7 separate regions of the Mus musculus genome follow, and all the other regions are linked to region 4. Evidence: chromatin loops called from intact Hi-C (ENCODE). Cell type or tissue: heart. All regions are shown on one strand.

Region 1 (4,000 bases), 540 kb before region 4:
GTTCCAGGACAGCCAGGACTACACAGAGAAATCCTGTCTGGAAAAAAGAAAAGAAAAGAAAAGAAAAGAAAAGAAAAGAAAAGAAAAGGCCCTGGGTTTGATTCCCCAGCACATCAGAAACCCATGTTGTCAGCACTGGACAAGTAGAAGCAAGATCACAAGGTCATCATCTTCCTACATAGCAACATGGAGGCTAGGCTACACGAAGCTCTGTGTTAAAATTGAAAAAATCGATAAAGGGAAAAAAAAACCAGCAGAGTAAAATAAAATCTAAAAGAAAATGTGAGAGAGAGAGAGAGAGAGAGAGAGAGAGAGAGAGAGAGAGAGAGAGAAGAGGTATGTGCATGGAACCTACACGCATCTATCCTTATTCTTTAGTTTAGGTCACTTACAATCCTTAATACAAAGTAATAACATGGACACCACCACTGTTTGGAAATTATGACGAGGAGAAGAAGAAGAAGAAGAAGAAGAAGAAGAAGAAGAAGAAGAAGAAGAAGAAGAAGAAGAAGAAGAGGAGGAGGAGGAGGAGGAGGAGGAGGAGGAGGAGGAGGAGGAGGAGGAGGAGGAGGAGGAGGAAGGAGGAGGAGGAGAGGGAGAGGGAGAGGGAGAGGGAGAGGGAGAGGAGAGAGAGAAATCTGTGCAGGTGCAATTGTCCTGAGTCTAACTAACTATGTAGTACACCAGCAACAGTGTAACTTTCATCTAAATTCATTTTTTTCATTGCACATACCTCCCCCCCCCCATTTTCTTTTAGATTTTATTTTACTCTGCTGGGTTTTTTCCTTTATCTATTTTTTCAATTTTAAGACAGAGCTTCTTTTGTGTGCTTCTATTTTGCTTGTTTTCTTTCCTCTTTTGAGACAAGGTCTCCCTCTATGGTACAGGCTGCCTCCAGTGTCACGATTATTTGAGTGTTTTCCATCCTGGTGGGCTGACTCCTTAATGATAAGGACACTGGCCTGGCCAAGAAAATGTCAGTTCAGATCTTCCCCTGCAGATGGCATTAGTGACTGATGAGCCTCTCAGCTGTTGAACACGACTGAAATCTATCCCAAGCTGGTAAAGACTAACTTCTCAAGGTTGCTCCCAGTCCGCTGATTAAGCACAACAGGGATATTTAAGGCAGGTCTACATCTGAGATATGTCAGAATTTGGGGACATGCCAGTTTGCCTCAAGGACTACTCTCTCCCCACGGCTTTGCTGAACTTGTAGGTATTACTTTGCACCCAGCTTCCCTACTTGCCTTTTCCCATTAACGAAATCACACCCCACCCCCCACATCCCAACTCCAGTTCCTCTTACAACCTGTACAGCACTTCTTTCTGCTTCATAATAGGGCTGCCGCGTGTTTGTGTGTCTGTATGTGTGTGCCAGTCACGGAACTAACCCTTATTCAACTGATGATGACAAAATAGACAACAAACACCTGCTCTACTTGACTTGCTTCTCTGTTAACGCCCTTTATCAGGACACAGAGCCTTTCAAAATCTGATCTCCGAGGGCTTGGCACCACAAACCCTACAGCATAAGGCCTAGACTACTCAACAGTTAACTCCCTTGCCTTCAGTCTGCGGAGGCAAACGCCTCCTCCTCACTTTCTTGAGGACACACTCTGACTTATTCCTGAAGACCCAGTTCAACCCAACAAGGCTCTGCAGGTACAAATCAGGCACAAGTCAGCAGGCACCTTGTAAAAGCATTAGTTACATTGTACTTAAATCTTCCAAGGAACTCGGGAGATCCTCTGGAGTAAGGGAAACCGCGCGTCCAGCCGGGGTTCCCCATGCTTGGCCCACCGTGGGCCCTCAGCAGAGATCTGAAGGAGAAAGAAAGCGGCAGAGCGAATGGGGAAGGGCGATTTCAGTTCCCTGGATGACCGCGCCGCCTGCAGGGAGAGGATGCAGGCGCAACCCCGCCGAATCGCAGGGGCCGCTGCAGGGCACATGACTGAAGGCCTCCGCCCGGCCCCTCCCGCTTCCCGGCGCAGTCGCCAGCCGTCACCATCACCGCCGCCGCGGCTTGCTGGCGAGCCCCACCAGCCCGCGTCACCGCTCTGCGCGCTCCCTGCACCTCCCTGGCTGCAGCAGCCGGAGAAAACGAAAGCCAGGCGGCCCCGGCACTCGCGATCGCACCGGCTCTGCTGCTCATTCCGGTATCTACTCCAGGGCTGTGCGCACTGCGCGGGCAGCGGCTGAACACGCACGGAGAAGGTGCGGGAGCCGCAGGGGCCCCGGGCTTTGGGCGGCTGCTGCTCGGCCTTGGCGGAGGCTTGTTCCAGCTCGCCGTTCGGTCCCAGGCCTGGCCGGTGAGCTGCGCGCAGTATGGGCAGATGCTGCTTCTACACGGCGGGGACGCTGTCTCTGCTGCTGCTGGTGACCAGCGTCACGCTGCTAGTGGCTCGAGTCTTTCAGAAGGCGGTAGACCAGACGATCGAGAAGGTGAGGCAGGCTAGTGTGTGTGTGTGTGTGTGTGTGTGTGTGTGTGTGTGGTGTCTTTCTAGGCCACCCTCCCATTGCGGACCCTGTGTGGGGAGAGTTGCGTTGGCGCCGAGCCTGCAGAACACAGCTCTTGTTTGCCTCCCCGGGTTGGCAGGATGTGGAGACTTGAGGTGACTCTTCCTTTTAAATAACCTGTAAGTCTACAGATCTCGACTTTGTAGAAAAGCCTTGCGTTTCCGTTCTATCCTTAGCAATTCTCCACACCCCTCTACGCACCCGGTCTATGTTGAGCCCTGTTTCCCTCGCACTTGACAAAGAAATAGAAATGCGTAAAAGCACCGCAGAAGAGGCTGGCTTTGTAGGCTTGCCCGCGCAGCCTTTGAAACGGAGTGAGCCTGGGGATGAGAAGTGGGTGAGAGGTCTATTGTGTTCTCCTTCCTGGGCTGGACAGGGTAGGGTAGGGTAGGGCAGGGCAGGGCAGGGCAGGGCAGGGCAGAGCAGATGGCAAACAGTCTAGGCTTTAGGAATGGGTGACATTTTATCCATTGCAGTTAGTGCTTAGCGGCTCTGTGTCTCGCAGACAGCCCTGTCTCTGTTTCATACTTGTGCTCATCAGCCATTACTTGGGTAATTAACGAATTTGGACCTGTCTCCCAGGGTGTTTGATGGGGCCTGAAAACTGGTCATGTGGAAGACTTCTCCATCCTGGGGCCACCCTGGTCACTTTTTTCTTTTACCCTTTCACCCACATTCACCAGGCACGGTGGAAAGAGGAACTGGAGAGAGTTACTAGGGTCACCTTTTCCTTTAAAAATAAAGAGCTAAACAAATGAGTCACTGGGGTAGCCTTTCTCATTAGCATCATTCTTATGCATAATGTCTCGCTGATCTCTGTTGCTGTCTCCCAGGTACAAAAGCTTAGGCTTGAGAGTCTGCTTGGAGTCACTGTATTCCAGATTAATAAAATTAGTTGCCTTATTCCAAATGCCAATAGATGATGTCCCTAAATAGAGATTCGCAGTAGTAACCAGTTACTTGGAGTCTGGCAATTAAAGATTTTTTTTTTAAGTGTCAAGGCAAAGCCTTATTCAAGCCTTAATGAGATGGCATTGCCAAGAGAAGACCAAGCCTACTGTGTGAGCTTCTCAAAGACCATTGTTGCCCTGATTGTGTGTGTTCAAGGAGAAAAACAAGCCCTTTAAACTCTTGCTTTGGTAGCGTGAGTAAGGAATACAACAGTCAGAATATGATTTGTGGATCCACTTGTGTGTGTGAGTGTGTGTGTGTGTGTGTGTGTGTGTGTGTGCATGTGTCTGGGTGTTTTTGGGGCGGGGGGATCTGGTAAGATAAAGGTTTCTCCTAGCACCTCAGCCATAAACACCGATTCTTGTGAATTCGTTTTTATTCAGGGAGGGGTATCTATCTGGGAAGTAGCGTCCCAGGACCTGAGTTTCTGTTGGCCACAAGTGCTTTTCTTCCTGGGAAGAAACTGACTGATAAGTTATAGCACAACACCAGACTTACAGAACTGCCGGGCCTGAGCTGCAGAGCGGGTGCA
Region 2 (4,000 bases), 170 kb before region 4:
GCATTAGCCTTCCCAGATCTGTCCAAGTCAACCAAGCCTGGAAGCCTGGATTCAAATCAAGGTCTCATTTCAAAGCCAGCTCTTAATTTGTGTGTCTCTGACAGACAAACATCAGACAAAACACAGAAAGGTTAAAGAGATGGGCTGTGACTGTGGTGAGCTAAAGTCCCTGGCTTTCCAATAACAGCAGCCTTGTTGCCATGTGGGGAGGAACAAGGGAAGCCAGGTATTGGGGGAAGAGGAGATCTGATTTTCAAAAACAACACATGTGACAGCCTTCAGCTCCGTTGTAACCTGGTGGGAAGTCTGGCTCAGTGGCAGAATGCTTGCCCTCCATGTAATCAGGCCCTGGATTCAGTCCTAGGCCTCCTCCATCTCCCTCAGTACTAACTACATGCGTAAACTACACTAACTACATTAGTACACTACATTCGTTAGTTAACGTAATCCTAACTTAATTAATGTGGGTAATCTTATTTCCAAAAGGGCCAGCTAACAACTGAAACCCGGGATCAGCAATCAAGTCTAAGCTTAGCAGAAAGCTTAGTTTCTTAGTTTCCCCCGTAGTAAATTCTAGCTCCAAGATTCTGGTCAAGTTACTTTAATTCTCTCTTCATTAGTAAAGACTCCATCCTATCTTGCAGGTCCTATTTTATGACCCTTCTGAATCCACAAAACAGAGCTATGACAACTACCCAAAGTTTGTCTTTAAAATGTCACACGCGGTTTTTTTTTTTTTCTGTATATCTAAATTCATTTTTCTCAGGTAAGCCATCCACAGCAGTTTCCAATTGGCTCTGCAAACTTCCCAGGAAGTGTATCCTAAACATAAAATCAAATGCCGGTTTTCCATGTCTTAATAATTAAAAAAGAAAAACATTAACAAATCATGTCACCAATAGAGCAGAAGAGTCCCTAGAGTGGTTAGCGCGCAGATCACTACAGCGTGCAAGAGGAGTAAGTATTGCCCCATGACACATTTGGGTGAACCTGAAAAGTAGGGTCTGAACCACCAACCCTAGGCAAACGCCCATTCTTACAGCTGATGGGGCAGGAACAGGTGGCATTGTGCCCCAAGAATATCGTTTTATTCTTAGCCACAAGCCTTCGCCAACAGCTGGGTCTTAACTTCCTTCCAGCCCCGTAGAGCCGGGTTTCAGCCGGCACCGAGGCTGGCCGGCCGACAGGTTAAAGGGAAGGAGGGAGGGGCCGCGCGGTCCGTCGCCGTGCCGGGTCCCCGAAGCCCTCCTGTCACCACGGCCCGGGCTGCACCGCCGCGTGGGGAGCTCGCGCGTCCGAGCAGGGGGAAGGAAAGAAGGCAGGCGACGGGAGCGGCGTAGACGCCCCGATCTCACCCACCCAGCCCGGCCCCAGCCCGGCCCGGCGACGCTGCGCTCACCGTCTCGGCTTCAGTGTGCTGGGGTCCGGCACTCTGACCCCCCATCACCCCACGGAGGAAATTCATCTTGTCGCTCAGCCGCCGGCTTCACCAGCCCCTCTGCCAAAGAAAACACGACCGCCCCCCGCCCCCCGTAGGGCCTAGCCCCCGAGCCGGCTCTCCGCACTCCCCGGCCTCCGCCACCGCCGCCTCCTACTCAGCAGCCTCTCCGGCCCCCCGAGCCCGGAAACAGCCGCGGACACCAGCCGCGGTGCGCATGCGCGGGGACGTGGCGTTACGTGGCGGCTCGAAGGGCGAAGGCAAAAGGGGAGAGGAGGGAGCCCCGGGCCGCAGGCCACGCCCACCTGCCCGGCCCCACAGGCCACGCCTACCAGCAGGCCTCCCACCACTTGGGCACGCCCCCTCCTCCTCCTTGCGCTGCTTGCTGCTGCTGGCCGCGGTCACCCACGTGGTCGCAGCCCTGCCCAGTCGGCTCCCGAGGCTCTGATTAGACTAGGAGCATCGGCTGGTAGGTGTTTTGTCGCCGAGAGCGGGACGGACTGCAAGCTGTCAAACCTGAGGGTTTATTTTTGTTGAGTCGAAAGTGAAATTTTCCTTTGGCCGGCGTGACAGGTAAGGGGGAGAAGGGTGTCCTGTCCCCTGGAAGATTCGTATGGTTCTTTCGGTTAAGCGGTACGAGCGAGGTGGCCTTTTGATCCTCGCAAATTGCATTTCTACCCAGGGCTTTGTTTGGTGGTAAAGGGGGTGCTAGAGACCCCTCATTCCACTACCACTCGAGGGCGCGTTTCTAAGTTCTTGCTCCTCAGCCCCGCTAAAAAGAATTCCTTGATCTAAACACCAGGTTCTCCGCTCATTTTCAAGTGTGAGAAGTAACCCCCTTCGTTTATCTCTAATAAGAGGTTGGAAATAAATTGTTCCATTGTGTCATTTTGGTAGCATAATGCCCCCCTTTTTAAAATTAATTCTTAATTTCTACGTTTTCAATGGTTTTAGCAAGCAGAATGTCATATTTCCAAATCGCTATACTTGTTCTTTCCAAATGAGGCTGCCAGGTACACATGGTTTTGCAAATTTCTTGACTCTGAAAGGGAGTCTAGTAAACCAACTGACTCATGCCTCTCTTGGTTTCAATTCCCCATAGGTCTCAGATGTGACGATTAAGACCTATGTCTCCCCCAGACTCCCTCTAAAAAGAAATCAGTATGCTTCCACGGTGTGCCCTAGCGTGCTCAGTAGTACCTCTACCCAAATAATCCCCTAGTCTGTAAGGAGGAATCCGAAGACTCCGGCTTTCCTCCTTCACCTGTCCAATGTTGAGTGTATGGTGTGCAGGAATATTTCTCAGATTCTTCCACACTGAGATTACAGCAGTAGGCTCCTAACTAGTTTGTCTACATCCAGCCCTGGCTTCCCACAGTACACCCTTGGGTGAGCCCAAGAGGAAGTATGTCAGTCCTCTTGTTAGAATCCTCCAGTGGTTCCCCGGTTTATATAATGACATCCAAACTCCTTAGTTTGGCAGACACACCTGTTAGGGTTGAAGCGCCAGTGTCCCTCAAATACTCAACATGTTTCTCTTGCTTTAGTATGCCCTTTCCCTCTTTGTGGGGCAGATTCCTGCTAGTTCCTTAAGCCTCCACTTCAGCGTCTCAGGAGAGAGTACCTTGAAATCAAGATGCAGATTCTTTGCGCTGTCACTTTGCCGCCGACACTGAATTCAAACTTGATAAGCCAAATCTGATGACCCGGCCATTTGTAAATCAGTTGCTAGTGTATTTACTAATCATGGAGTGATTTTGATGGATAGGTGAATAAATTGTTGAATGAACATGTGACTAGTATGCTAAGAGAGACGATCTGTTCTGCCCGTGAATGACAGAACACACACCATGCAGGCCGTAGTGATAGATAGTCCCAAGGTCGTAAGCCTGGACACAGAGCATGGTGGGATACTATTGCCAGGAATACTGTGTGCCACTATTGTCCTCTGCTTGACATTTTGCTTTAGACATTTTCCGTGGAGGCATTTTGTTGCATCCTAAAAAATGTAACCATTAAATTGTCACCAGTGACCAAGGAAAGCCTGCTAAGACCCTCACCTAGCATTCTCACCTTGCCCTGAGCCTGACCTCTCCTCTTCCCCAAGTCTCACTGTCCTACCTTAAGGGATGAGGCTCTGGTACGATCTGAGGGGGCTTGGAGACATCTCTGTTGTTTGGTAATGGAACACAGGACCTTGACATTGTTACAAAATTGTTTTAAGGGACAAACCTCGTTGAAATACCTTGTTTTAAACTTTGTTGGACACAGTAGTCATGACTTACGAGGAGGTGTCCATCATTTGACCTGTTTTATTCCCTAACATTGGGTCCTGGGCAGGAAGGACAGGACTGTGGGCAGGAAGGACTGAGAGATGGAAAGAAGGAAGGGCAGAGGGAAGGACTAAGGGACGGCCAGTTGAGTGCAGAAATGATGAGGGTGACCCACCACATTCCCTGGTCTCACAATCTCCGTTCTGTTCTGCTCACTTGAGTTTTGAGGTCTAAAAAGAGGCAGATAAAGTATAAACTCTTATTTATGCCCCAGGAAGGATCTGAGGGA
Region 3 (4,000 bases), 80 kb before region 4:
TGGCCTTGAACTCAAGACATATGCTTGCTGGGGACTAAAGTTTTCACTACGTGCCAGGCTGACCAGTATGGTTTAATAGAAAAATGAAATTTACTAAAGATTTAGGCTAGGTAATGTGCATGTTTTCTCTCCTTGAATTCTTCTGGACTAATAAACCCTTACACTTAGTATTTCAGGAATTACTGATGCTGCCTCCTTCCCTACCATTTTTCTCTGCCAGTTATTTTATGGTTCAAGAAGAAAACAGCAATCCTAGTTGTTCTACATAACATCTATCTCCTTCCTCTTCAGTAATCGGATGACAGACAGAATAATCTTCCTCCCCCTTCCCTTCTTCATGGTGCCTCACAGAGGCTAGGTCTTGAGCTTGGTCAGTAGCTGAGAGAGACCTGACTTTGCGGCACTCCTGCTCCCTACCTCCGAGGGCTGAGATTAGAGGGCTGTGCCACAACCATCATGCCTTAGTGTATAAATTGTTGGATGTGGGGCCCAGGGCTTTGTGCAGTCCAAGCAAGCATGCCATCACTGAACTACCCTATTTCCCAAAGGAACTTGTACTTCTTGACTACCCTCTAGTTCCTTTACAGTTATTTCCAACTTTTAAATATTTTCTCAAGCAACACCTGTTCACCATTTTTATAGCCTTTGTCCTTTCAGTTCCCATGTATACCACTAATTTTGCTACTCAACTGTTTATTTTTTGTAAAACTGGAAAAAAGTAAAATATGAGGTTCCCACCCTAATAAACCTGTTTGTACATAAAAGTTCACATGAATGTCTAGAGAGATGGCTCAGTGGCCAAGCACACCTGTCACTCTTCCTGAGGACCCACGGCAATCAGAAACCAACTGTAACTCCAGTTCCAGGGGGTCTTGACGCCCTCTTTTACCTCTGTGGGCACCAAGCACGCTCACAGTGCACAGACATACAAGCAGGCAGAACACTCATAAATATTTTTCTATTTAAACCTCATGGGGTTTGTTACAATCTAGAGTAAAGCGATGGGAATTATCTTCAAGTTGGTCACAGCTCATTGCTACATTATAACTCACATCTTGGGTTATCCAAAAACAACCCCCCCCCAAAAAAACAAAACAAAACAAAACAAAACAAAAAAACCAAAAACCCATACCCTGTTTCCAGAGGTGGTTCTCAAAATTGTAGGTTCGGGAACTCGATTTTAAGCAGTTTGGTGAATGATGGTAACTGAGCACCGGGAGATTAATGCAGTACCGAACTAAGAAAAATTATAAAACAATTGCTCTTACACCTTACTATGCAAGAATAACCCCTGGGTGCTGGCTAGGCATATACGTGTCTGTTATCAAGGATACTTTCCTGGATCGAGCTATTAAAAAAAAAAACATATTTAGTTGAGTACAAATTGTGTGGCTATAGGTGAATACAAGTAAAACTATTTGGCCTTACAATCTCAGTCCCTTAATAAGGAGGGATAAAGCATTTCCCGGCTTCTCGTACGACGTCAGCATATGCTTGGTAATGGTCTTCCGATCTTGCCCTGTCGTGGCTAATCTAGTCTTCAAGCTGAAGGCAAGCTTTAAGCTCCAGCTTGCGCCGCTTGCAGTCAGCACCTACCTTTCTTGCTTTCTGGTCCTCTCTGGGCTCCACCCCAAATCTTTCCCTACCAGGCTGGCGTCCCAGGGTCCTTTTTCCTGTCAGGTCTGTCAACAGATCTCATCCCACCAATTTCGGCTAAATAAACTACTAGGCTCTTCCGGTCCACCGCCCGGAACCGAAAGGAAGCGAGGAATCGCGGCTGGGCGGAACCTCCCCGGGTGGGGCCCGCGCCCCGCAGCGCCCCGCCGCGCCGCGGGCGGGCAAGCTGGGAAATCTCATGGTCTCCTCAGTCCCAGCGAACCGTCACCTTGGCTCTCCTCGTGGCCACTGGGGCAACCTGCGGTCCCCTGAGAGCAGAGGTCTCCTGGCGCCGGCAGAAAGGTCCCTACAAACTTAAGACCGTAGGTGTGGGGACGAGGCCGTCAGCTGAGCGAACCTGCGAGCTCCAGGTGAAGGGGCGGGGCGGGGTGGCACAGAGCCAATCACAACGCCTGACGACAGGCCTCAGCCAATCAGGATCAGGGAGGCTCCGCCGTAGGCGGGGCGGGACCAGGCGGGTGAGAGCCGCCCCTTGCAGCTAGGGTGGCCAACGCCTTCGCCTAGGGCTACTTGGCGAGGTGCTGCTTCCCTGAGCTGAGCGACCCGAGGGCTTTCGGCCGGCGGTGCTCTGTTTTCCTCAGTTCGTTTCTCTGCAGCTGTTGTCCTTGACAGGTGCTTGTGTCTTTGCCTGTCGCAGACGCATTCTGACTCGGGCCCTTTCTCTCTCTCTGGAGACTGCCTATGGCTGGGGACCGAGTGAGGTCGTTGCCTTGACGACGGCAGCATGCGGCCCGTAGTCCTCGGAAGTGTGAGCTTGCGGAGGGCAGAAGCCAATCTGCCTCCCTGCCTGCTTCACCTAGGACCGGTAATTGCGTCCGCAGAGGAAATCCCAATACTGGGATTGCTAGTGTGCTAGCTAGTCAGCATCTTTTTAGATCTGCTAGCGAGATGCATATCACCTTAAATTTGTTTCCAAGTTGAAAACCTTTGGCTCTTTCCATGTGAAGGGTTTGGAAGAAATAGTAAGTATAATACTTTGTAAAAACCCAGTTATTTCGTTCTTTTATGTATAAGAAATTTCAGTTTGATTTTAACCAAAGAACATTGGTAGTATTTGAACAGTATGCTTGTATGGCACATATCCTAAATTATTATAGTGCCATCGCACCAGACTTCTTTTTTGTATGCCACGTGCTACCCATAGATTTAAGAGTGAGAAGGCAAGAAACTGATGGGTTATAAGTTACTGAGGAAACAAGGCATATTTTAGGCCATGATATTCTTAAGGTATTTTAGACAGTCCCACTTGAACAAGTAGGTGTGCTCTATGTAGTGTGTCTACATGGTTGGGAAAATAAATTTGGATTAGTTCACTTGTATAATACTAGGTTATAATATGTTTCAGAACCTTTTAGACATGATTAAGGTCATTTTTATTTGGTTCATTTTGCATCTTTAAATATCTAGGATGCCAATTACAATATGTTTAAAAACGATCTAGGCTATAGATTCCAGCTATTTGTATTATTTTCACTAGCCTAAAGCTTACTCCTTTACAATATATACTTAAGGGAAGGTTAAAAACTATGCCAGTTAGAATCACACTGAAGGTTTTTCCAAATGTAAATTTTTTATTATAAAAGTAATTAAAGGTAAAAAGAAGTTAAAATGTGAACTATATGGGAAGTCAGTGCCTATGACACTGTAAATAGTTTTAAGTAGAATCTAATACCCAAAGTGGTAATAAGATAGTGAAGAGTTTTGAATTTGATTTTAATTAGGATTCTTTTCATTCTCTCCATCTTCTCTTTTCTGTGTTGATCTCCATTTACACTGTGCAAATAATGGCTGCTGGATGGTGTACTTCAGTGGTAGAAAGAACACCTGCTTAGCTTATTGGAGGCCCTGGGTTAACACAGACACAGACACACACACACACACACACACACACACACACACACACTTAGGTGTCAAGTGTTGAAAATGTAATATATACTTTGGATTCTCACACACACACACACACACTTAGGTGACAAGTGTTGAAAATGTAATATATACTTTGGATTATCATAATTTTTTAGAATAAAAAGTCAATGTTTTTTGTTTGTTTGGTTGGTTGGTTTTCCCCCTTTTCTATGAATATACTAGAAGCCACTAAAACATCACCACTTTTTCTTGTCTGGGTAAGTTAGCTCTATATATCATATGCGATTAATATTAAGTGGAAAGAAGTGTTTTCCTTCCAAGAGGTTGTGATAAGGTTTTTTTGTTTTGTTTTTGTTTTTGTTTTTTTGGTATGGTCAGGCTCTTAAAAATTCAACTGTGAGTCGTCATTTGAGTATAATCACCTAATATTTATATTTTAAAATATAAATATACCTAA
Region 4 (4,000 bases):
CCTCATAGCTCAGTTTTAATATCTAGATTTTTCTGCCAATCATTCTTCATACATATGGCTTTTATTTAAATTTTTTTTTAATTATATGTAAGTACACTGTAGCTGTCTTCAGACACTCCAGAAGAGGGAGTCAGATCTCGTTACGGATGGTTGTGAACCACCATGTGGTTGCTGGGATTTGAACTCCGGACCTTTGGAAGAGCAGTCGGGTGCTCTTACCCACTGAGCCATCTCACCAGCCCTTAAATTTTTATAGTAGCATATGAATGTTTCAGTGGACATTTAGCCTGTAGCAAGATTTGCAATTAAAGGTTTTTCTTTCTCTACAGCGGTTGAAGAATACCTTTGGCCTTTCCCTTTCTGAGGTGATACCTAGAATTTGTCTTCAATGAATAGGAGGGCCTCTTATACTTCCTCCTTTCTGTCAAACCTGAAAATAACTTGTATAGCAACTCATACATAGCAGGTCTATAAATGCCTTATGAACTCATGCGGAGAACAGCTGGCACGTCTACGGTTCTGGAGCTACAATTACTTTGACATATACAGGAGGCAATAATCAGACTTCTCAACATTTCTAAGCTAGTTCAATATTGTTTTGGGACATGGTAGCACATAGGTTCTTTTTATTTCCCTGCCTAGTAAAGTAACTAGATCTTTCCCTAGTAATAACAGTGCTTCACAAAAGCTGCGAACATCCTAAGTATGCTTATTAAATCCTATTAGACCCTTCCTAGGGTGTCACAGGAATGGCTAAACACTAAATTAGAATCCTCAAACTCACACAGCTAAATAATCCTTGATCTGAACATGTAGTTTACAGTGAACCACTCCACCTCATCTATTTCTAAAAAGAAGGTATGGGTATTTGAACAGAGCCCTCAGTTAGATGATGATCGACATATGAACAGTAGAGACCGTAACACAGTTAGAATGCAAACATTAGCAAAGACGAGCCTGACAATTTGTGCGTGGGGGTATTTTATTTTTGGTGGGGGTGCTATCTGGTCTTTCATTCCTTGGCACTTGAAACTTGCACATTATAAAGGGACCATTGTCAGTTCAAATTTAACAAGGTTATTTTAAAAAGACTGGGAACAAAAGCTTGTAACTGCAGACTCTGGTAGAATCATTTTTAGTAAAAAGTTAAAAGTATCTGGCTTGAGTACAGCAAAGTCTTACACATGAAATGTCAGTCCTTTTAACTTGGAATTTGGTAAACAGCGAGAGGCACATCCAATGGCCGAGCAACCTTTCACCATGTTTTTAGCAACTCCTAACACAACTGGAAGAGAATTAAAACGAGTTAGTAACTCCAGGGCTAAGCTAAAGGCATCTCCTCCCGGACAATTGCCTCCCTTCTCCCAGATCCCAACACCTGAAGTTTTGCTGATAAAATGCTCTAAGTCTTGGTATTTTGTAAGAGTGGACATAAAGTTATGCACCTTGAGGTCTGAGATTCAAACTCTGCAGGCTTCTTTATTTCTCTCATGTTCTTACGGGCCAGATTTTTCTCTCCCACAGGTCTGGTACACACTAACTCCTGCTGGCGTACTGTTTGCCATTCAACTTTCAGCTCGAGCGTCTCCTTCCCCAGGGACACCACACAGGACTGTCCTTCCAGTGTGGAAGTTGTGACCTCATCTAATGCCGTGGCGTTCTCCCCCTCCCCATTTGTGAGTTCCACGGGGGCGTGGCGTGGCTACTTGTTTTTCACTTTGCGTTCTTAAGTCCTGGGTGGGTGACAGCACAATATTTTCTAAAGGGGGCGCAGGGAAAAAAGGAGACCGGGACAGCCGCCGGCACTCGGACCTGCGCGCGCAGCCGCCGAGCCCCGCCCCCTTTCGGAGCAGCCGCGGGAGGGGCCGCTCCTCACCGGCGCCGGCGGCTCGCAGCAGCGCCCGCCAGACGACGCAGCGGTCCCCTTCGCCCGCAATCAGGGCTGGCAGCGATGCCGGGGCGGGGAAAAAGAGCCAACCTAAGACTTACTACCATTAGCAGTGACGACAGCGACTAACGTGGACGACGGACTAAGCGTCTCACTTGGCTTCCACCCCTTACACCAGGGACCGGAAATCCGGATGCTGCAGATCACGTGATTGGACCCCCCCTTCCTGACTCTGGTGGCCGCTGCTCCGAGGAGGAGCGGGTGTCCGACCGACTCTGCTTCCTTAAGGCGTGGCTTCCAAGCTGGGGGAAAGGTTCAGTGGCTGGTGAGGGGGAGGTGGTGGAGGAGGAGGAGGAGGAGATGGCGGCGACGGCGCGGGAAGATGGCGTCCGCAACCTGGCGCAGGGGCCGCGGGGCTGCGAGCACTATGACAGAGCTTGTCTCCTCAAGGTGACGACTTTAGAGGGTACCTCCTCGATGAGCTGCGGTCGGGTCTGGCAAGGGCAGGTTGGGCAGAAGCTTCAGACCGAGCTGCTTGTCAGGATACCTGCCATCTGGAGTTGGGCTCTCCTTGCAGGAAACGTTTTGGCAAGGCGAGCAGGAGCTCTGTACTCGATCGCCGCTGCAAGCCAAGTTCTTGTTTGTAAAGACTTGGCCCTTGCTTAAATTCACCTCCCTTGTGGGTTTATCCGTCATTTGCGGTTGACAGTAGAATGAGGAAGTGAAAGGGCCTTGGCATTTCTGTCAAGTGCGTATGATGCAGTGATGAAAGCATAAGCAAGGGAAGAATCAGAATATAATTTCTGTACGTGTAGGAAGTTTATAGTATGGCTTGTCAGCTTCATTTTTTTGTCTAGGAATATGCCCAGACCTGTCCAGGAGAAAATGTCTGTGTGAAGTGAGAGTTGGGTGATTGCCATTAAGTTGGATATTGGAGGAGTGCCTAATACATATATGCTGTCATTTTTCCTGCTTGAGACGTTCTAGTCATCTAGAGTTTTTAAAAATGACTCTCACACAGTTAAGACTTACCTGATTTTTTTTTTTAAGAAGCAGTTTTAATATTTTGTTGAGAAAGCCTGAGATTTGAGCTGGGGTTATAACTCAGCCTTAGAATTGAGTTTATAATGCTGAAGGCCTTGGCTTCAGTCTTCAGAAGTCGCCTCCCACTGAGAAGAAACTTTGACTCTTGGAATCCTATAGCTTTCCCTTCATAGTTTAGATTGTCCTTAACTTGCTGTGTAATTTGGAGCAAGCTACTTTTTAAAGAGCTTGCATATAAAATATACAAGTTTGGAAGCTGGTCTTAGTGGTAAAGGCCTGTAGCTCCAGGAGATGCATACTTCCAGCTATTTGTGAAGCAGAGGCAGAAGGAATACCAGCCAGGAGATGCTAATGCAAATAAGAAAAAAAAAAAAAGGAGGTGGGGCTGGGGGTATATATAGGTCATTGCTAGAGTACTGGCCTCACCAGAGAGTCTCTAGGTTCAGCCTTCTCTGCCAACAGGGAAAGTCCCTCTTTTATAAACCATGTGATGATTGCATGCTAGAGTGCACATGTGGTGTTTTAAGAGGTGTGTCCCCAGAAATGACTAGGAGTATATATTAACTAGCACCCACAGTGGTCATCAACTCCTCCTTCGCCACCTTCACAATCAGCTCTGCTGGTCACTGACCTTATAAGTTAGGACTAAGTGATAGGCTTAGATCTGTAAGGCAACTTAAACCCTTTTCTGTAGGCCATGCCTGGTGAGCATTCATTGCATTGGATGAATTTTTTCAGACTGGTCAATTATCTAATGTTGTATAAAGAATTAAATATTCTTTTGGTTACATTTCTACTGAAATATTTTTACAGTTTCAAAGTGGTATGAAACTGAATTTAATACCTGGCCTTCCCCTTCCACCCCTGCAAAGAAATTGCACAACCAAATTTGTGTTTCACAACACTTAAAATCTTTTTCTCTGAGTGTCCAAGCATTGTTTTTCTGTTCCCTCTTCCTCTTTCTTAATAGGAGAGGCCAGCTGAGGTGTTTCAAGGAGTAAGTCATCTACTAGATCAAGTGTAGCTGTGCAAGCAAGATAAGGAGTGACAGCTGGCTTTTGCTTTGGC
Region 5 (4,000 bases), 120 kb before region 4:
TCTGGCTTTTGTGAGAAGGGTGAGCTATACTGGAATTAAGCAAAGTGGCAAAGGTTTGTGGTAGGCTTTACCTACTACAGCAGGAGAAACAGTGCTGTGTCTAATCCAGAATGAATTCGGATAGAGGGAGCTGACACTTACTGACAATTGGCTGTGTGATCTGATAAAAGAAAGGGTGAGGTCAAGGGTCACACTCAGGGTTTTGGCTTGAGCCACTTGACTGAATATCACTCACACTGGCCTCCTTGCTTGGTCCATGGGGACAGTGGTTGCTTCACAGTGGTTATTTTGAAAGGCAGAGAGATTAACTAGGCTGTTACTTCATCATGGAAAGATGAAACCAGCCTGACCCCGTGCAAAGCTGACGGTATTCAGAGAACAGACGAGAGACATTTAGGAAATAAGAAATGCTAGTTGCTTGTGGGAATTAGTTAATTTACTAAAATTGAGTCTCTCTTTTTTTTTTTAAACAAGTAACATTAATTGGTATGTCTTAGTGGCAGGGATTGCCTGAGGCCTGCTTTTGTTAGTCCTGGGGCTAAGCTTAGAATTATTCTTATGCTTTGAAGGATTATAAAAGGAGGAGATTGAAGAAGATACTTGCTGTTCCTTCAGTGACATTTGCTGCCCTCTGTCTTAGGGGTGGTAGAATGGTTTCCCAGAGCAGCTCTATGATCCCTTGGTACTTGTGGGATGTGCCTGTTCTCAGCCCTCAGCACACATCTGCAGAATCACAAACGCTGAGGGGAGTTTTAACAAACCCCGATCTGATCCCATGCACAGCAAGGCCTGGAGACACACCTTATCTCAGGTTACAGGATGAAGAATACTTACAAAAACACTGCATGGAGCCCAGCATGGTATCACACATGACCCGTCTGGTCTACAGAGTGACTTCCAAGATAGCCAGAGCCACACTGAGAAACTTGGTCTTGAAATATCCAAAACAAACCAGAAGCATTCGATGTGATTGGAAACAGTTGAAATTTTAGCAGTCAATAGTAGCAGCATTCTGTCGTTTACAATTAGGGGTGTGGGGTATGGATGCAGAGTGCTTGTGTTAACATGAGTAGTCCTTGTTTGTTTGAGTATTATCGAGAGAGTCTCCTTATGTACCCCTGGCTGACTTAGAATCTGCTTCGTAGACCAGGTCAGCCTAGACCTTGTGATCTTCCTGCCTCTGCTTCCCAGGTGCTGGGATTAGAGGTATGTAGCCCCGAGCCTGGCTGAGATGAGTAATACGAGCGTGTCCTTAGGGTAAACCGTCTCGTAAGTCTCACTTTCCTCATCTGTAAAGTGTGCATTCAAATAGGTAATTACGTAAGTGGGTTTTTGTGAGACATAAGTGACTTTTATAAAATACCAGTAGCGTATCTGGTCTATAAACACTGTACTTAAAAGGTAATCTGCAGAAGTAATGCATTAAGAAAAACCATCTCAGAGTCATTTAATAAATGATGGTCTGCCTATATATTTTGCATATAAAAATTATTAAGCAATCCAAAATAATGCCAGTGTAGATTTTGGAGGCTCAAGTACCAATCAGCATTGCCTTTTGTGAACCTTTTTTTTTTCTTCTTCTAGGAAATCTCTACTGTGAGGGAAAACTGAGGATGTATTTAATCCTGCATTTTGCTTGATTAAAATGTGTTCTATTCCTCTCAATTGCCCTTCCGTTCCTTTCACCGTTTCATAGCTTCATTCCCAGTTTCTTCTGCTATCTTGAAATTGAAAACATTGCTATTAGTGGCAAAGTAACATTTGGTCTACAAAGGCTTTTTTTTCCCCATGAATCAAGGTTCATGAAGCAGTGTTGTTTCCATAACTAAGTCCCAGTGGCATAGATTTATAAGTGGCTTTTTTTTTCTTTTTTAAATTTTAAGCCTTTCAGCCTTTGTTCCAGTAAGTTCCATTTAAGGATGAAGCCACCAAGGCCATACAAAAGCCCCAAGCCCATACAGCCTATGTCATACTTTCCCCATACTCCATAGCTCGGCACCCTTATTTAAAACTAGCTGTTTGACATTGATGAGAAAGACTTTTAAACCTCCATTTCCTAAAACAGGCTAATTAAGCAATACAGGTGAGCTCACTGTGCAGAGTTCAAAACTGCATTTTAATGCTCCGATAACGCAGCAACCAGGACCATTACTAAATTTGCTCCCTCTTATCACGAATAAAGGCTCCAGGAATAACCGTTTGTAAAAGCCACTGGTTAGCGGCGAGCCATCTTTTTTGTTCGCGCCACCTGAGAGGACAGGGAGGCTTCAGCATCACTGCAAGAGAAAGGCAGCTTCCTTGTGACGTCAAATCAGCGGGCTCTCGCCCCGACTTTAGGCCGGTTCCGGTTCCCTGGCTTTCCGGACGCCCGAGCGAGCGAGCGAGCGAGCGCGGCGCCGTTCTGCGCGTGCTCCGCAGTGGGACGCGAGAAGGTTGGGTCTAGCTCTCCAAACTGATGCCTGATTGGCTGGCGCTGTGCTGGGGGGTTCCCTAGCCCTTTCCGCAGGGGTAAAACAATAAGAGGGGGCGGCGGCAAAGGGGGCGGGACGTCCGTGTTCTTGGAGCTCGTTGCAGCTCTAGGCTCTCGGGAAGAGGTGGCTGTGAGGGGCCCCGAGCTCGCGGCTCTCCGGATTCCGAAGCCTCGGGTTGCTTCGAGGGAGGAGAATCTGCTGCGGCCGATCCCGCGACACTACTGACCTCCGCGCGACGTGCCCGCCGCCGCTGTTGGTTGGAGGTGTGTACGGGGGCCGAGAGGGGCGGTCGGTGTGGTGGTCGGCAGGGGACATTTCCCTCCGCTCCGCGGCTCGCGGCAACCGTCCGGTGTGTGCGCTTGGTGTCGGGGTTGGTGCGGCGGAAACATTGTTCTCGCCGGCTGCCTACGCCAGCAAGAGTGCGTGCGTGCGTGCAGAGCCGAGCCTTTCCTGCAAGGTGAGCGGAAGGCTGCGTGGGGAGGAGGATGACCTGCGCGCGTGGTGCAGAGGAGGGCACAGGTGGGGCTGGGGATTGCTAGGATGAAGCAGCCCGGGGGTACCCTGTCCGCCGCCAGCTCCCAGAGCGCGCCAACGGGCGCCAAGCCGCGAAGCGGGGCAGTGGGCTCCTGCAGAGGCGGTTTCAGGGTAGGAAGCCCACCCGCCTGGTTCCTCCGCTCGCCGGCGGCCCTAGTTCCCGGTCGTCGCCCCGCCCGTGGGGGAGGGGAAGGAGGCCGTGTCGGCGGAGGCAGAAGCAACGCAGATGCGAAAGTAGCGGCCTCCGGGCACCATTTCTGTGCCCGGAAACTGAATCCGGGGTTGAAGGTGGCCGCCGCTCCACTTGCCGGGTGCTCGGCGTTTCCCCCCGCCCTCCCCGGATTATCCCGAACGTGTTCGGATACTGGGACTGTAACGTGCGTCTCCTACGTCCTTTTTCTGCAGACAATCTCTCCTGTTACCCAGGAATAAAAAGGACGTTTCAGTGCTTTGGGAATGGGCTTTTCTCCCCCTGCTATTCTTTGGGGTAGGACAAGGGGAGAAGAACGTAAGTTTCCCTAAATGGTGTGGATTTCGTTAGTGGAGTCTGATTGAGGTTTTCCTGCGTCTCTAAGGGCAGATTTATTTAGGTACCCCTGTGGTGCTTTGGGGGGGGGGGGGGGCTGTAGGGTCGTGTTCACAATTTCTACTCCCAAGATATAACTAGTTTTAAACCAAAGCACAAAAAACATTGAGGAGATGCCTTTTGCTTCTTAAAAACAAAACACGTGCAGCAAATCTGAATCAAGGAAAATTGCCCCCTTCTCTCCGGGTGTGATTGTTGTGCAGTTGATTAGCTTAAGGTTTCTGGTTTTTAGATTCTAGACACTATACCTCGCTTGTTCCAAGTACCTAGGCAGGGGAACCATTAGCTGCAGTTTAAAAGGATGCACTAATTCTAAGTGAGGATAGTAATTTCTTGTCCCAATTCCATATTTGGCAGTTATTGTAGCCCTAGGCATGTGAACCAAACTTTGAGTAAACACTTGATTTAG
Region 6 (4,000 bases), 1.3 Mb before region 4:
TAGATGCACTCACCTTTACCCACAATCATTTTACATTTCAGACCACCATAAACTCTTTAACAAGAAAAAAAAATGGCTATATAAGCATTTATTAAATTTAAATGCAAATTAAAAAAAATCCCAAAACTGGTTTAAAAGCTTGCTTTCTGGCACTGAAATATAGTTTGTATTTCTGACTTAGTAAAACTGAGAATAGTACATCTTCCCTCAAAAAAAAAAAAAAAAAAAAAAACTCTCTGAACACATACCACACACACTCTCCTGACTGGATGAAGGGAAACTATTCTGCATCTTCTCTTTTTGTATGAAACTCTACCATTATGTGATGTAATCTTGCCCAGGAAAAGCACCCCCACGAACCCTGCAGGGTGGAGGACATATGTACAGCTGCTGCTGCGGACAAATGGCTGCCCTTTTCTTCTCAGGGCCCTAAAAAGTGACCCAGCAGCTGACAGCGATCCTATTGGCCAGAGAATTTCCATGTTTTTAACGGTTGCTGCTGACTATTAATAAGACGGTGGCTGCCTGCTTTGAAGGGCCTTACAGAGAAGGGAGCAGATCAACGTTAGCATAATTTTATACTTCTTTGTCCTGCTTCAGTGTTAAAACCACGAAGGCTCCAAGGGAAACAGGATAACTAATGAAAATCTCTCTCTCTCACTCTCTCTCTCTCTCACACACACACACACACCACACACAGTATTTTATTTTTATAAAAAGTCTAGCTTCTTTCCTCTCACTCAGTTTGGGCACTTTTATAAATGAGCCTGTAACAGATATTACAGTATTTTTCACAAAGTGAATTTTAGTTAATTCTTCTTGACTCCCTGAACCCCTGGAAGCACGCACAGAGTACTTAAAGTATAGTGGCCTGCCTCTGTAATGTCTTACTAGAGGACATGTTTAAGAGGCACAGCAAAACCTTATTGAAGACGCAGAAATACAGTTTTCCAGTCTCTCTAGTATGAATGATCACAATTTGACTAATATAAGTTTATAATCAGGAGGCTTTATTACATTTCATTTGACAAATATTGAGCCCTGTATGTGTTAGAGACTGTGTTGGGCACTGGCCATTGGAAACATGTTGATTTGTCAGAAGTGGAAACACACACTTTTGACCCTAGCACTTGGGAGTGGGAGGCAGAAGCGAGCAGAACTCTGAGGTTGGAGGCCAGCCGAGTCTATAGAACTAGTTCCACAACAGTCAGAGCTACACAGAGAAACCGTGTATCAAAAGATAAAATAAAAATTAACAAAAAATAAAGATATAAAATATAATATGGATTTTATAAAAAGCAATTAAATACCTTCATAAGGGCCAAGAATCTATCCAAAATATTGACAGCCAGAACGAAAGTTTCAGTGCCAGATCCAAAGAAGTTAGTTAAACTTCTTAAATCTTCCACTTTGGCATTTCTCAGTCTTGAACACAAAGTGTTATCATTCTGAAATTAAAAACCAAGAATCAAAGTTTATTTTCTTAGAATGGAATAGAGGTGGTTCAAAACCTACTCTCCCTTTAGTTTTCCCCATTGTACACATGACCTCCTAAAGCTATCACACTACGTTCAGATAAATCACTACTTTTAAAATTTATCCAATACAGAACTTTAGCCAACTCAATATAACGTGAAGTGTTGCCCCACCCAAGGTAGTTACAGCAGAATGTGGGTTCCTTGATGAGGTTTTTCTGACACAATCTAAGATCCTATTAGAAATATTCTCTAGGAATTTCCCACCACCAGAAGAAACGCCTCTACAGTACACTTGGTATAACTTCCACATTCACTAAAAACAAAAGCAGAACCCTTTCACGTTTCACGTTTTTTCTTAGTACGGTGAGGCCAATTTTGGATTTAACTTTTTAGCCTTTGGTACTGATTTGGTACGAGGAAAACCAAAAAGTTACCTTCCCACCTTCCCCCAAGTCCTATCAATTCTCAAATTTACCTCCGGGGTAGCCTCCATCAAGATCAGCCCTTTTTCCCGAGGTTGGTATCTCTGTTCTTGTTCCAGGTAGAAGTTCAACAATCCGAAAAGCTGAACCCCTTCGCCACCTGCCAAGTGCTTGGCCCCCAAATCCTTCATCTGCAGCAAATACACCGCGGCCGGTTAAGAATATAATCCGGATACGTAGGGTGTGAGAGCAGAAGGAGCTGGCCGCGATCCCTCCAGCTAGGGGCGCCCCAGATCACGCAAGCCAGAACCGGGTGAGGGGGGGATCGGTCACGTCCGCCAGCCTCAGGGGAATCCTCCCCTAAAGACATGGAGGCGTGGCATGGGGGGGCAGTATCTCGGTCACCTCCGCTGGCCAGGGCTAGTTCTGATCAGCTCTGTGGCCGACAGCGTTTGACGTACAGGAAAAGTGTCCAAGAAGCGTAATGTCCCCTACTGTCCGCATCACCTGGACAGCACAGCAGGGACTTCTAACTAGACTCTAGGCCCTAGAGGAAAGCGGGGGACCGGAAGACTGAAGCCACCGAAGCGGGTTCTGGGGCGGGGCGTTGCACAATAGGAGAGAAGGGAGGGGGAGTCTCGAGACTGAACAAAGAACTGGAAGGAGGCGGCTTCGGAGCCCCGCCCCGGGAGCCCGTCGCGGAGCCCACCTCCAAGCTACCCCCGCAGCTTCTGCAGCTTTGACGAGCCCCGCAACTCGAGACAGGGCGGCCCAGTAGCTTGGGGGATGCTGGGGAGACAGTGGGGAGTCCAGTACGCCCGCAGCGAGCAGTAGCCTAATACTTGGGCTCAGTAACGGTGCGAAGCCCCGGGGCTGTCAACCCACCGTATAGCCTCAGAACACCCTGGAGCCCCTGTCAGTCCCTCAGCTGCGGCTGGGGGACTCCACCATCAAAGCAAACCGCGATCCAGACCCGGAGCCACCAAACCCAGAGCCACCCGGGAGGCCCACTCACCGTGTCGGCCCCGGCGTCACGGACCGGCGCGGCGGGGGCGTCCGGACCCGTCTCCGAGCTCAGGGACCAGCCTCCTCAGCGGCACCCCGAGACCCGCATCCGACCTCCCCGCCGCCGCCCGGCCTCACAGCCCCGGCTGCATCTTGCTCCTCAGCGGGGCTCAGCGCCCGCCCTGCACCGCCACCTCCTCCCGGCTCCGCCGCAGCCTCCGGAGCTGAGCAAACCCCTTGTTTTTGTTTTGAGTCTGCGACGCCCCCAAGGGGCGGGGCGCGTGACTGCGCGCGGAGGGATCCTCGCTCGCTCGCCCAGTGGATCTGAGAAAAAGAGTCCCTGCTCCGAGCCTCAGTTCCCAGCCTCTCTTGGCCCCTTCTGTTCCTCTTGGCCTTGCGGAGCCAGGATCTATGGTAGGGAGTGGAATCTGGATTCCAGCCTCATTTCAGAATGGAACCGGAAGGGAGCAAAGATGAGCGAGCCGATCGGAGAGCGGAAGGAGACAGTTTCTGGACGCCTCACACCTTTTAAAGGTCCCCCGATTTGTTTTGTTTTCGCTGTTTTGAAAAGTCCGCCCAAAGTAGCGGGCTCCCTGATTGGACAAGGGTGGGGCAAGCCGACTGCTGAGGACTTGATTTAATCTCGAATCTGGATTGGCTGGCCGACTGGCTGTTGCGTCCTCTGATTGGCTCTCAATATATCCCGACTCTCTTATCTTCTTCCGGGGCCTTAGCAACTCTGGGGTCTGGATTGCGCATGCTTGGGTGGGTGGCATTTGTGGTGCTCGGTTACGTGCCGGGGTCCACAGCTGCCTAGGAACTCTAGCTCAGTCTAGGCGAGGCCCGAGGCTGTCGCCTCTGGTCACACCCCGAAAATCCGAGGTCACATAACTCTGTAACAGCGTTTCCAGGAGTGCAGAAGGGCGTCCTGAACTTCTTAGTTGTACCACCGGTGTATTTTGCAATAAACAGTCAAGCTCTTAACATTCCAAGATGCTTACCGAGATAATTTTTTTTTAATCGATCTGACTCAGGAAAGAAAAAAAGCTAAATTCAACTAGTTGGTTACACAGCTGACTTGTTGAAGTTGGGCGG
Region 7 (4,000 bases), 150 kb before region 4:
ACCAGAAGAGGGCACCAGATCTCATTATAGATGATTGTGAGCCACCATGTGGTTGCTGGGAATTGAACTCAGAACCTCTGGAAGAGCAGTCCGTGCTCTTAACCGCTGAGCCTTCTGTCCAGCCCTAATCTGATGTATCTATCGTACAGTGAACATGTTTTGGACTCATCAGTTTTATGTGAATGCAGTACTAATTGGTATCATTTCTAGTTACTCCTGACTTCTGTCCTGAGCTCTTCATGTAGACTGCCTCCCTCAGCTGCCCCAACTTACCTGCTTTCTCCTTTTCTGTCTATTTCTTTGTGTTTTGAGACAAGGTGTCACTGTGGTCCAGCCTGGATGGGAATTCTTTTGTAGGCCTTAAGATTGTGATAATCCTCATGTGTCAGCTTCCTAAGTGCTGGAATGATAATTATGAGCCACTATGTCTGGCTTCATCTTTGACATGTTGTTTTCTGGGAACTGAGGATCAAACATGTGCTTCCCACATCCCAGGCAATTACTATACCAGTGAGCTGTGTCTGTAGCCCTCAGCCCTTTTCATGGAGAAGGAAATGATTGAAGAAGGGCAGTAAGTAACTGTGACAGGTGACAGAGCACAAGGACCAAGGTTTGATGGGGGATTTCTCCATCTGGCCTGCACCCTGTTCCCCACCCCCTTGCTTTTCCACTTCAGCCTCTAGTTATTGGCTGCTTCCAATGACCATCTTCACTTCACTTACTTTCCCAGCTAAACTATCATCTTTGTGAAATGGGAGAACTAACCAGTAGGATCAGGGATCCACCTAGACAGAGAATTTCCTCAGTTGTCTCTATAGTGTCTCAGAGCTAAGTGACCATGCCAGAACCCTTGGGAACAAGGAGAGATTGAGACTGACTTCCTGCCCTCTTGGTCTCTCAAGTTGGGTTTTCCAGTGGCCTAAAGCTTAGCCCAGACCAGCTCTTTTGAGCTGTCATTCATATAAGCTGTCTTAAAAGAGAAGTAGCAGGCTGTGCATCACACTTAGCCCAAGGCCAGCATATGCTGAGATGTTCAATACAGCTTTGCTTTTACTTTCCCATACAGACTACCTCAGCTACTTTTAGCTTAAAACTGAAGCCAGAGGTCATCAGAGCTGATTTGTTTTTTCCTCAAGTTCGAATCCAGGGTGAGGTGACAGAACTGCAGTACATTGTGACTAATAGGTTGGAAGCCCATGGGACAGATGACACTGACAAAAGAAAGAGTGAACAGTAAAAAGGAACCTTCACATTTTAAATAAAAATGAAACGACACGCTTCAACTTTGTAGAAATGATTCCCACAGTCTGTGCTTGTGTCCACCCGAGCATGCCCAATCACATATGATCTTGGAAGCTAGGCAGGCTCCGGCTTAGTTAGTACTAGGATGGGAGACCATCCCCATGGAGGGCATAACCTGGACCATAATATTAAGTGATTCCATTCTGGCAGATGTCTGTTCCCTCTCCTGCCATTTGTCTTACGTTGACTGCTGCTCTTTCATGTTGGCCTCTGGGAGGCACTGTTTCCCCTCTAAATGTGGACCAGAAGGCAAGACTCAGCAATCACAGTGCTGGGCTCTGGCTGCTAGACTTGAACCAGAGCAGCTGTGAATGACGTCACTGTTGGTCATCTGCTGTACACGCCAGGTTCATCTTCGGCTTGCGAGGAGTGTCTCTTGTTGACCGTTACTGGACTTTGTGAAGACTGGCTTTTTATTCCTGTCATGTAAAAGTCATTTGCCAGCCGTGTTGCTAAGGGCTGTCGTAAAATTTCTCAACCAAGTCCAGAGAGGGAGATAGCTAGTGTTCTAGCTTGCTTTTCCATTGCTGTAATCAGCACCTTGACTTCTGAGGGAAGCCAAGGCAGGAGAACCTGGAGGCCGGAACTGAAATACAAACCTGTGTACTGGTCTTTCCCCTCTGGCTTGCTCAGTTCATACCTTTCTTATATAACCCAAGCCCACCTGCCCAAAGATGTTACTGTCTCTGGTGGTCTGGGCTCTTCTACGGGGATTAGCAATTAAGCAAATGTCCCACAGACATGCTCACAGGCCAGTAATTTTAAAATTGAGTTTCTCTTTTGCAGGGTATGGCTAAATTTGGGTCAAATTGATAAAAACTGTCTATAACAGGTAGATAGCTGATTCCTCAAGACTCAGCCAAGGGACAAGGCACGGGAAACAGTCTTCACGGCCTTCCCAAGGGTTCCAGGGCCTTTAGTGTTTTGGTTTGAAGTAGAAAGGGATGCTTTCTTCCTTTCAGGGAAACTGTGGCAGTCCTGACCCCTCAGTAAATGAGGCTTGGCTTGCGTATACATTCGAATTTACTATGAAGTAAATTTGTATCTCACTCATACACTTGCTGGAAAGCAGCCAGTAGTCGCAGTAAAATTCAATTAGCTAATTCGTTAAATTAGAATGTTTACATTTTTATTTTCAAGATTCAGCATTTAGTGTAGGATCCCAGATCTTCCTTCACTCAACTCAGTTGTGCTCCGAACAAATTCGGATTTAACGGATGTTTGGCAGGACTAAGGCCCAATCTTCCGTTTTAAAAACTTGGTTCATTAAACCTTAGTTTATAATGAATCCTAACACTAATGAATCTTTATAAAGAAGCTAGGAAAGGCTTCTCATTCGTCGGTTTCCTAATGGCTTTCTTTGATCTAACCTGTGTCAATGTGTTGTTTCTTCTGGGATCAGAGTCTGTATCATTGTGTCTGTCTTTTATTACATTTTTCTCCAATAAAAAGTTATACTTAGTTACTGGGCTTTTGTTAAGTCTTTATTTGTGTGTGTGGTCTGTGTGTACGTATTAGCGTGGGTGTTTACACATGCTAAAGGTAGACTTAGGTTATCTTTTAACCTGTTGCTTTCTACTGATTTCTTTGTTTGTTTGTTTGTTTGGTTGGTTGTTTTTTGAGAAAGGGTTTCTCTGTGTAGCCCTGGCTGCCCTGGAACTCACTCTGTAGACCAGGCTGGCCCTTGAACTCAGAGATCCGCCTTGCTCTGCCTTCCAAGTGCTGGGATTAAAGGTGTGCGCCACCACTGCCCGGCTCTGCTTATTTCCTAATTTTAATTTTACTTTTATGTGTATGGGTGTTTACTGTGCACTTCTGTCTGTGTACTGCATTCGTGCTTGGTGCCCTCAGAGGCCAAAAGAGGCCAGTGGATCTCTTGAAACTGGAATTACACATGTTTTGGGGCTACTGTTGTAGGTGCTAGGAATAGAACCCTGAGCTATTTGGAAGCTTAGACATCTCTCCTCCTCCTCCTCCTCTTTCTCTTCCTTCACCTCTCCTTCCACCACTTCTACCCCAGGCCTGGGGCTGCTGGAGCAGGCGCCAAGGTTTCTGTGGGTCCTGGGGATCTGAACTCACATCATCACACTTGCCAGCCAGGCAGGCGCCTTACCTACTGAGCCATCCTCCCCAGCCCTGTCATTCACTCTAATTGTTGAGGTCCTTTACTCTTCCCGGGCATGCATATTGGTCCTTGTAAGTCTTGTTTGCTCTTCATGACCTAACATGGACTTTCAGTAGAGGTCATCTTTGACATGTTCTAGACCCTAAACATTGCTAATACATAAAGTAACCCTCACAACCATACTGCAGAGAGTCACTATTACAGCATCACTCAGCAGCAAGTGGCAGAATTTGGAGTTGAAACTCAGTCCATCTTGAGCCCATAATATATAATAAAGAACATGTAGGGGCTGGAGAGATGGCTCAGCAGTTAAGAGCACTGACTGTTCTTCCAGAGGTCATTAGTTCAATTCCCAGCAACCACATGGTAGCTCACAACCATCTGTAATGAGATCTGGTGCCCTCTTCTGGTGTGTCTGAAGACAGCTATAGTGTACTTATATAGAATAAATAAGTAAATCTTTAATAATTAATAATGTCCCAGTGCCCAAGTGAATTAGGACTGCTAACATTCAAGTGTAAGAGTTGTCCAAGCTGGGCGTGGTGGCACATGCCTTTAATCCCAGCACTTGGG

What was found. Hi-C counts contacts between places; a loop is a spot of excess contacts. Peaks named below come from ENCODE experiments on the same cell type or tissue, not always from the same donor. Only the 100,000 strongest peaks of a DNase experiment are listed, where the experiment ranks them.
Region 1: a loop joins it to region 4, with 4 times the contacts of the local background. A loop is called at or near these places in 3 of 42 quality-filtered maps.
Region 2: a loop joins it to region 4, with 4 times the contacts of the local background. A loop is called at or near these places in 8 of 42 quality-filtered maps.
Region 3: it touches region 4 in a loop (5-fold over the local background); 13 of 42 quality-filtered maps call a loop at or near these places.
Region 5: a loop joins it to region 4, with 5 times the contacts of the local background. A loop is called at or near these places in 4 of 42 quality-filtered maps.
Region 6: it touches region 4 in a loop (4-fold over the local background); 4 of 42 quality-filtered maps call a loop at or near these places.
Region 7: a loop joins it to region 4, with 5 times the contacts of the local background. A loop is called at or near these places in 11 of 42 quality-filtered maps.

The regions. Positions count from the first base shown.
Region 1 is chr5:92,503,634-92,507,633 of GRCm38, reverse strand. It overlaps Scarb2 (scavenger receptor class B, member 2), which reads left to right and starts at 1,977. Exons shown (of 12, transcript NM_007644.4): 1 at 1,977-2,442. The coding sequence starts at 2,326. In heart, CTCF peaks have their summits at 998 (motif pointing right) and 1,906; DNase peaks (open chromatin) are centred at 1,183, 2,003, 2,773 and 3,983; H3K4me3 peaks cover 2,759 bases; H3K27ac peaks cover 2,288 bases.
Region 2 is chr5:92,135,563-92,139,562 of GRCm38, reverse strand. Uso1 (USO1 vesicle docking factor) reads right to left here and starts at 1,625. Exons shown (of 24, transcript NM_019490.1): 1 at 1,400-1,625. The coding sequence starts at 1,465. It also overlaps a transcript of G3bp2 not described here. In heart, CTCF peaks have their summits at 1,274 and 2,151; a DNase peak (open chromatin) is centred at 1,792; H3K4me3 peaks cover 3,047 bases; H3K27ac peaks cover 1,408 bases.
Region 3 is chr5:92,040,826-92,044,825 of GRCm38, reverse strand. Cdkl2 (cyclin-dependent kinase-like 2 (CDC2-related kinase)) reads left to right here and starts at 1,784. Exons shown (of 14, transcript NM_016912.2): 1 at 1,784-2,027. In heart, a CTCF peak has its summit at 1,861; a DNase peak (open chromatin) is centred at 2,075; H3K4me3 peaks cover 1,694 bases; H3K27ac peaks cover 985 bases; H3K27me3 peaks cover 296 bases.
Region 4 is chr5:91,960,968-91,964,967 of GRCm38, reverse strand. Rchy1 (ring finger and CHY zinc finger domain containing 1) reads left to right here and starts at 1,900. Exons shown (of 9, transcript NM_026557.4): 1 at 1,900-2,338. The coding sequence starts at 2,249. It also overlaps the pseudogene Thap6. In heart, no CTCF peak of the experiment used is centred here; a DNase peak (open chromatin) is centred at 2,117; H3K4me3 peaks cover 3,170 bases; H3K27ac peaks cover 2,708 bases.
Region 5 is chr5:92,082,263-92,086,262 of GRCm38, reverse strand. It overlaps G3bp2 (GTPase activating protein (SH3 domain) binding protein 2), which reads left to right and starts at 2,519. Exons shown (of 11, transcript NM_001080795.2): 1 at 2,519-2,734. Gm46933 reads right to left here. Exons shown (of 2, transcript XM_017321256.1): 2 at 2,098-3,391. The coding sequence ends at 2,690. In heart, no CTCF peak of the experiment used is centred here; DNase peaks (open chromatin) are centred at 2,482 and 3,132; H3K4me3 peaks cover 2,314 bases; H3K27ac peaks cover 2,263 bases.
Region 6 is chr5:93,266,713-93,270,712 of GRCm38, reverse strand. It overlaps Ccng2 (cyclin G2), which reads right to left and starts at 3,140. Exons shown (of 8, transcript NM_007635.4): 1 at 2,916-3,140; 2 at 1,954-2,091; 3 at 1,311-1,448. The coding sequence starts at 2,091. In heart, CTCF peaks have their summits at 2,165 and 3,195; DNase peaks (open chromatin) are centred at 2,202, 2,602, 3,172 and 3,572; H3K4me3 peaks cover 3,253 bases; H3K27ac peaks cover 2,425 bases.
Region 7 is chr5:92,115,601-92,119,600 of GRCm38, reverse strand. It overlaps a transcript of G3bp2 not described here. Among named protein-coding and RNA genes, the nearest start is that of Uso1, 20 kb to the left of the region's middle. In heart, a CTCF peak has its summit at 1,508; a DNase peak (open chromatin) is centred at 1,600.